Linked DNA regions of Homo sapiens: region 2 is linked to region 1. Evidence: read pairs that join two places in POLR2A ChIA-PET (ENCODE). Cell type or tissue: HCT116. All regions are shown on one strand. Region 1 overlaps GRIN2B (glutamate ionotropic receptor NMDA type subunit 2B). Region 2 overlaps GRIN2B (glutamate ionotropic receptor NMDA type subunit 2B).

What was found. ChIA-PET counts read pairs that join two places held together with the same protein. Peaks named below come from ENCODE experiments on the same cell type or tissue, not always from the same donor. Only the 100,000 strongest peaks of a DNase experiment are listed, where the experiment ranks them.
Region 2: POLR2A ChIA-PET joins it to region 1 with 5 read pairs; 2 of 35 experiments call an interaction of 5 or more read pairs at or near these places.

The regions. Positions count from the first base shown.
Region 1 is chr12:13,541,058-13,545,057 of GRCh38, forward strand. GRIN2B (glutamate ionotropic receptor NMDA type subunit 2B) reads right to left here. Exons shown (of 14, transcript NM_000834.5): 14 at 1-4,000. Among named protein-coding and RNA genes, the nearest start is that of LINC01559, 170 kb to the left of the region's middle. In HCT116, no CTCF peak of the experiment used is centred here; no DNase peak of the experiment used is centred here; H3K27ac peaks cover 1,108 bases.
Region 2 is chr12:13,612,623-13,616,622 of GRCh38, forward strand. GRIN2B (glutamate ionotropic receptor NMDA type subunit 2B) reads right to left here. Exons shown (of 14, transcript NM_000834.5): 6 at 3,833-4,000; 7 at 2,871-3,042; 8 at 2,492-2,645. LOC105369668 (a long non-coding RNA gene) reads left to right here. Exons shown (of 4, transcript XR_931373.3): 3 at 2,476-2,604. Among named protein-coding and RNA genes, the nearest start is that of LINC01559, 240 kb to the left of the region's middle. In HCT116, no CTCF peak of the experiment used is centred here; no DNase peak of the experiment used is centred here.

The DNA.
Region 1 (4,000 bases):
GCATCAGTCATTGTGGCTAAGTGTAATTCTGATGCTGTTGGAGCACTGGCTCCTGTCACGTGGAGGAAAAGAGATTTCCCCTAGGGACAAGAGCTCACTGCCCCATCCCTTCTCTGATCTCCACTGTAACATTGCCTCTAGCTCCCTTGAAATGTTTCCACAAGCGTCAGGGCTACTCTGAAGTATTAATGCTGGGATAGTCACTGGGTAACAAAGCTCCCATAAATCTATTCCCTCTGCTCCAACAATTTTGCCCCTCACTTCCCACAAATTCCTTTAACAAATAGGCGTACCCAGGTTACCCCATTAACCAGGGGTGGGAGCCAGTCTGAAGGAGGGGAGATCTGAGGCAGGGTAAATGGAAGTCACATTGTTTTCTGCACATCTTCCAAAGAGTGGATTCCGGGAGGTCAGAAAGCAAAGAGAGGTCATGACAAAACCATCCCTGGCTTCCTTTGCTTCCCTCTTCCTTCCTAAATAGAGTTTAATGCGTACTCAGTGCATAAAGTAAGGTATGACTGAGTTGGCTGTGATACCTTAAGAACTCAAGATGTGGCGTTAGATGAGCCAAGATGAACATAATTTAATCTTTTGGGGGAAAACGGCTGGCAGGATATGACCATGCTGAAGGGTTTGCCTTTATTAGTGGACAGAGAGGCTGAACCAGCAGCAGCAGTAGTTGTGATCTCATTCACACCCTGTTCAGGGTTCCGTGAGGGTTTGGAAAAATAGTTCACTAGAAATGGCCTAACAGTTTCTCTTCTCAAATTATGATTTTTTCAGGTGGCACAGGAAATAGAATTAGTGCATCCTCTGTGTCAGAAACAACGTGCAGTGTCTCTGGGGGCAGACTCTAGGTTGCTCTTGCTAAATCTCCAAATGCCTACACAGTGGAATTTTATTTTTCTGCTCTCCTTGCCAAACTACTTGTTTTTTTCAGACCCTCCCCAAGAGTCCTCACTTACCCCCTTTTCATGCAGCCCCACTCAGAGTCCTTTTCTTTCTAAGCCCTCTCCTGATCCTTGAAAACGCTCTCTCAAGGCTTTTAAAGACTTTCATTCATTTCCATGCTCCTGTCCCACTGTTTCTGTCACAAAAGAAAATACAAAATCAAAATGATCTGTCAGAGAAAACTTTCATTTAGCAGAATTGGGCAGAAGCAAAGTTGCTTTCCAATCCTTTTTATTTGATTTTTTTTTTAAAGATGAACAAGGAGTAAGGTAAGTAAGAACAAATAATTATGACCCCCCCACAACGAGACTAGCTTAGTTGGGAACCTTAGAAAGGACAAGATTTCCTGTGAAAATGTGTACTTTCCAGGATAAATAGTCAAAATGTGGTCTCAATCCAGGATAACATTTGTTGACATCTATAAAAACATGTTGTGGCCTATCACAGTTAGCAGTGGGGTTTTTAGTAGAAGTTAAAAAAGCAAATATCAGGACTGAGGAAGAGGTACCAGAGTTCCATGTGCTGCCATCAAGTCCCTGCCCCGGGCACTTGCAGCATCACCACCTCAATCTGACATAGAGACAATTAGGGCCAACCCCAAATGCCCACAGCCTCGCTTAGGGCAATCACCACGAGAAGCCCAAGACCCCCAGTCCCTCTTATCACTTGGACTTTCATCCCCAGATACCCATGCACATCTCCCATCTCAGCTCATTTCCCTTCCTTTACCAACTCCCAAATCCTGCCTAAGAATCAGTGGTTCATCACCAGCCACAACCCTGGCAATTCCTTTCCTCTTGCTCTTACAGAAACCTGGCTCCTCTTTGAGGACCCTGAATCACTCCCAGGTGGTGAGCATTTCCACTTGCACCTTCCTCATGCCCTGGGGCCTGGAGGTGGAGATGCCCTTCTTGCCCCTCATTGCCATTCCAGACCATCCTCCCTCCTTTTTAAAAAAAAATAACATGCAACAACCATAAAATCCAGCTTTGATGCACATCAGACTAGGCTAGCTGCACCCCTTACTTGATGCAATGATTGAAATGTTCTCGAATCACTCTCCCTCATTCCTGTCATAATTTACATTCCTATCATATGGAAGTCAACATTTTGTTGACTTCAATATCTATATAATTCCCATATCCTGGCCTCTCAGTTCCTTGACCCCTGCTCCTTCTATAACCTTTTCCTCTATCTTATCTCAGCCCACCACCCCAACAACAGACCCCAAACCACCAATAACTGCAAGCCCTCCATAACCTCAAGCATCCACCTCTCCAACCCACCTCCTAATTTCTACGTTATTGCTTCTGACTCACTAACTGAGTGATCCCAGCTTGAATCTCAATCCTCTGCCTCTAATATGCTTCATTGTTCCTCCTTCCCTAAAAATCCTCACTTTCCTCTACACCCAGCTTAGATTCCATGACCAAACATTATAGTTAACACACTGCAGTTGCCCTTGACTCCACATCTCTTGCTTTCATTATATTCACCTGGTTATACCCCAACCCTGTTCCAATCTAACTTGCCACCCTGTTTAAGCAGCTGAAGGTGACTGAAGAAAACAAATTTCTTTAAACTCATAATCATAAAAACTCAAATAATTCCTTTATGCCCCCTAGCATGTCTCCTATATTTTTGGTGTCTCCGACATTTTTGTTCTCACTCTTCCTGCCGGATGGCTATATGACTCATTCATGCTTTCTTCCTTCCAAAACCTCCAATACTCTTCCCCTATACTCACTCTTAACTGATGAACTCCTTTCATAGTTTACTAAAAATCAATCAGAAAAAGCATACTCCCATTATCCCATTTACCAGCCCACTTGCATCTGTGCCCAAATGCACTATCTCCCTGCTATTAATACAAACAAACCTGGTTAGTCCCCTGAAGCCAGTCCCTCTATGTTTGTATTGAATCCCATGCCCTCTCACTTCATCAAAGACATTACTCCAGCAATTGTCCTCTCTCCCTAGGCATCATCAATTTTTCCTTTCTCCTGGATTAGTCTTGTCAACATAAAATGGGCTGTTATTTTTCCCATCTTAAAAAAAGAAGTCCCTCCCTGGGCGTCACATTCTCTATGATCTGCTATTTCCATGTCCTCTTTACAGCCAAACTCCTAAAGCGTTGCCTATTCCTGTTGTCTCTACCTCCTCTCCTTCCCCTCTTTCTTGAATCCACCCCATCATGCTTTTGCCCCCACCAGTCCACTGAAACAGCTCTCTTCCAGGTCATCAATGGGATGACCTCCATGTTTCCAGATAGTCTTATCCTACTCAATAATAGTACTTGCTTTACCCATTAACCACTCCTCCCATTGCTGGTCCCTTCTCATCTCCTGGAGCTTTGAACAATCCTCCACCCTGGGCCTCAGTCTAGAGAATCCTCTTCTGTCGCTACTCATTCTCTAGTTCCAGTATCATGGCTTCAAATACCAACCAAACGCATACAAATTTTAAATATGTATCTTCAGGCTATACATTTTCCCTGAACTCCAGGTCCATATATCTAATTGCCTAATCATCATTTCTACTTGCAACATCTGTAGACACCTTAAACTATAAGGCTTTCCTTCCCAGTCAGCCTCACCTGCAGGATTCCTGTCTTACACTGATGGCAACTCCAAACTTTCAATAGCTCAGGCCAAACATTCTAAGGTTATTCTTAAGATTTTTCTTTCTCTTATTCAATGTCTAATTCATCAGCAAACTGTGTGATATCGATTCTTTAAAACATTTCTGGAATCCAACTGCTTCTTATCACCTCCCCTGCTAACATCATGGCCCAAGCAACTATGATCTCTTACCAGGATTATTGCAAGAGCTTCCTAACCGGTCTTTCAGCCGCTTCCATTGTCTGCCCTCTCAGGGTATACTCTCAACACAGCAGTCCCAAAGCTTCCTCTTCAACTGAAGTCAGATCATATCACTCTATGCTCCGAACCTTCTAGCAACTTCTCATCTTGCTCTTGGTAAAAGCCAAATCCTGACAGTGTCCTACAAGGCCCTACCTGACTTGCGTTATTGCCCCCTCTCTGACCTC
Region 2 (4,000 bases), 72 kb after region 1:
GGTAGCAAGAATGTTCCACATATGCTTTCTTTAATATCTTTAATCATGTGTGCTGAATCCTTTCCAATTGAGCTAAATATCTCTCTGGCTTGGAGGTGTCCAGAAACTAGATACTATATTCCAGAAGCCATCTCTGTAAAGGCCTATAAAAAGGGACAATCACTATTCTGTCCCATGATACAATGCTCCCTCAATTGTGTCTCAAAATAGTTCTGGCCTTTTTAGCTGTCACAGCACATTGTAAACTCATAACTAAGTGAATTAACATGCTGTTTTCTCCATCTTCCAAATCATTAATAAAGATGAAGTTTAAAAAGGGGAAAAATTGGCTGAAAATTAGAAAATATATTTCTTACTCTGAAACCTACTTTGTTATTGAACTCCCAAAGGAATTGTAAAAGCCTGGTCACTTAATCAATTTTTAAAAGATCTTGATAAAGCCCCAGTGCTTAACACACCAACTGTGAAATGCAAAACCTTTCAATGGCAGCTAGAGATGCGAGCGTAAGAGGTACAATTCAAAGGCTCTCTCCAGAGGTGTGGAGAAAACCTCTGCACACTTGACTCTAATTGATTGCAATTCTACCCTGATTTCCCTTTTGTCTAAGATTGGGGAATAACTGAGTAAAAGCACCACCTCTGTGGTCTTTTCCTCCCATTAGGCCCAGGGAAACTTTCTATACACAAAATACATCGTCTGTTTTGGTCTTTACAATTTAGAAACTACTTTTACCACATACTATATATATAATCCTTCTAATGGCCCTTTCATTAGGGATTACCTTATCTATTTTATGGAGGAGTAAACTAGGACTGAGAGGTCAAGGTTCTTTCCAATTCATACTCAGAAAGTGTCAGGGTCAGCTTACAAACTGAGCCAAAAAGTCTGTGTTTTTTCATTGTATTACATTGCTCTTTGTCCCCCCATGCTGGTTCCTGGGTTAGGGGCTGAACTCTGAAACGGCCTTATTTGTACTAGAACACAGGTTCTGAAGGCTACCATAGCTGGATTTTAATCCTAGAGCTGCCAGTTATCAGCTAAGAGACGGCTGGAAAATGGCTTAATAGGTCTAAGATTCAGTTTCCTAAGCTATAAAATGGGTATAATAACATTTTATGAGTTAATATAACCAAAGGATGTACAATGATGCCTGGCACATTATATAGTAGGTGCTCAATAAATGTTGGCTTCTCTTATCCCTATAACTAACTGCTCCTCCTCTGAATACAGACGTAAACACACCCTGCCTGACATTTCTATGCTATTCCAGGGATATATTAATGTACCACTGGCTCTGCCAGTTCAGAAGTTAAGGTAGTGCTATACTGACAAGGTTAGAATTAGAATGTGGTTTTGTTTATATCTCTTAATGTTCCAACTATCCTTGCACAGCAAAAAAAAAAAAAAAAAAAAAAGCAAATAAAATATGTATAGAAGCTATGAGAATTACTGGATACAGTGTGTACTATCTAATCACATTTCACATAAAATTGGCAAGGCTGGAATTTGCTTCACTCTGAGTAAGAAGATTAGCTAAGAAATTTGAGTAATTTATAGAAAAATTCTATGGAGCCTATAACTCCACTTTGCAATGCATTAATTGAATTAATTCCCTATGGTTAGAGCTTAAAGAAATGTTAGTCACTGTCTACTGTAATAGCCCCATTTAAAAAATGTTGATGTGCCTTAGAGAGACGGTGACTCGTCCAGGGGCTTACAGCTTGTTTATGCCAAACCCAGTCTCCTTTCTGCTAGCCCAGTGTTCTGTTTTCAAGGTGACGTTTTATTTTCCAACCCCTCATTCCATGGCCCCTGCAAAAAATATGGGGTATGAGCTCACAAAAGACCTCATCTAATTGAAATCTTGGCCTCATCTCACCCAGTCTTATATCACGTCTGAGATTTTTGACATTTAAGTGATGCTGGAGAGAATGGTATGGGGAGGGGTGCAGTGGGGTGGGAGGAAGAATCAGATCAGCTCTATCTGGCAAAGCCTCAGAAAATTTGCGTGGAAACAAAAAATCTTTTTTGGTAGCTCTGAGCGCAATTCTTGCAGATAATTAAAAATAAATAGATATTTCAATGATATCCAGAATTAGAAATTATTATGGCAAGAAGCAGTCTCAGAGATCAGCCTGGTTGAAATGACTTCTCCTATGGATGAGGAAACCAAGTCCCCAGATACAGCAAATTTGCTCAAGGTCACATGCTGACTAAATGGCAGGAATGGGACTACAGTAAGCCCTCTGAGGACCAGCCCAGTACTACTTTCTTAGATGGCATTATGCTTTCCTATTTTTCTGGGTGTTCATCAGCTTTCATGTTTGAGAGTAATTGATTTTGAAGTCCCCTAAGTGAAGTCCCTGGCTGAGTTGAGCTCCTAGCAAACCACCTTCTAGCTGGAACAGCCTGGCCATGTGCTCCTTTTTTCCTTATTTCACTTCCCCATCCATACGTCCATTTCCTTCCACCAGCAAACCCATCATTTACCTAAGAAGGCAGAAGGTGAGACAGTCCCATTGCTGCGTGACACCATGACACTGATGCCTGTCTCTATGAAGGGCACAGAGAAGTCGACCACCTCCGATCGTTCCTCATTGATGGTGAGTGAGCCCACTGCCATGTAGGCCCTCTTCATGACCACCTAAAAGAAAGGCGCGATGCTCCAATTAAAACATTCAGGAGGGCAAGGGACCACCACAAGGAAAATACAGCCTATCAGTGGTTTTCTTTGTATAGTGGGAACAATACATCTTATTTGCCATTTTATATTTTCTGAAATGCATAAAGTGAGCACGTTTTAAACTTATATTTAGAAGAAGGAAAATAAATGAAAATGGAAATGGAAACAGCCCTTGTGGACACTCACCTCTCCAATCATACCATTCCAGGTTCCATTGATTTTCTTCCCATGCTTGCCATTGGTAACCAGGTAAAGGTCATAGGTGAACTTCACAGATTTAGAAATTTTCTTAAGGATGTCAATACAGAACCCCTTGCAGCATTTTTTGATGTAACCCGGCTCCTCGTCTGTTTTATTCCTAGCCAATTAAAGAAACAAAAACAAACAAACAAAAAAGTCTTTGTACAAAAAGCCAACATTTATTACCCTTTGCCATTAAAAAACCTCCAATCCCAAAGCAGGCCCCCTTCACAGCTCAGCACAATTTATACTAGACTCGAGTGAAGAAATAAAGCAGGCAACAGACCTGCAATATTCTCATTATCTCGTCATATTGAGATATGTTTCCTCTTAATTTTAATTCTCCTTTGAAGTACAAAATACATAAGAAAAGGGTGCATATTTGAAGGCTTCAGTTCAATGACTTTTCAGACTGAACTCTTATTAATCAGCACCCGGATCCAGATACAGAAAAGTTACCAGTACCAGAGAGGCCTCTTGTTTCCCACTCTAGGCACTTCACACCAAGGAGAACCATTATCCTGACTTTTAAAAGCATAGATTAGTTTTATATTTTTCAAAAAATGGTTCTAAATCTCAAGATTCTGGGACATGCTGGCCCAAGAAAACATATTTGAACACCAGAAGTAAACTTAAATCTCCATAAACTTGAGGTCCTAATCATTAAGGCCAAGCAAGACCGAAGAAACTTTAGCGTGGGAAGTTGGCCATCATTTTCCCAGGTCACCAGCTGGACAGAACGAGACATCAGACCAGAGGGCTGCCAGTAATCCCACAGCTCAAAAGCAACTAGAAATCAGACACAGTGCCCAATTCTCATGCCTCAGGTCTCAGGCCAGCCAAGTGCTAACAGGTGCATCAAAGCTGACTCTCCCATGCCACCCAAAGTCATTGAGAGGATGCCATACTCAGTGACTATGCGTTTTTGGCAGGGGACTGTGTTCCTCATGCAGGTTCCACTCAGAGGGTCCACACTTTCCACAATGACAAATGGTGCCTCCTCCAGGGTCACAATGCTCAGATGGTCATCCTCCTGCTCTTCAGTCTCTGGACACATTCGGGGCCACACATAGTAC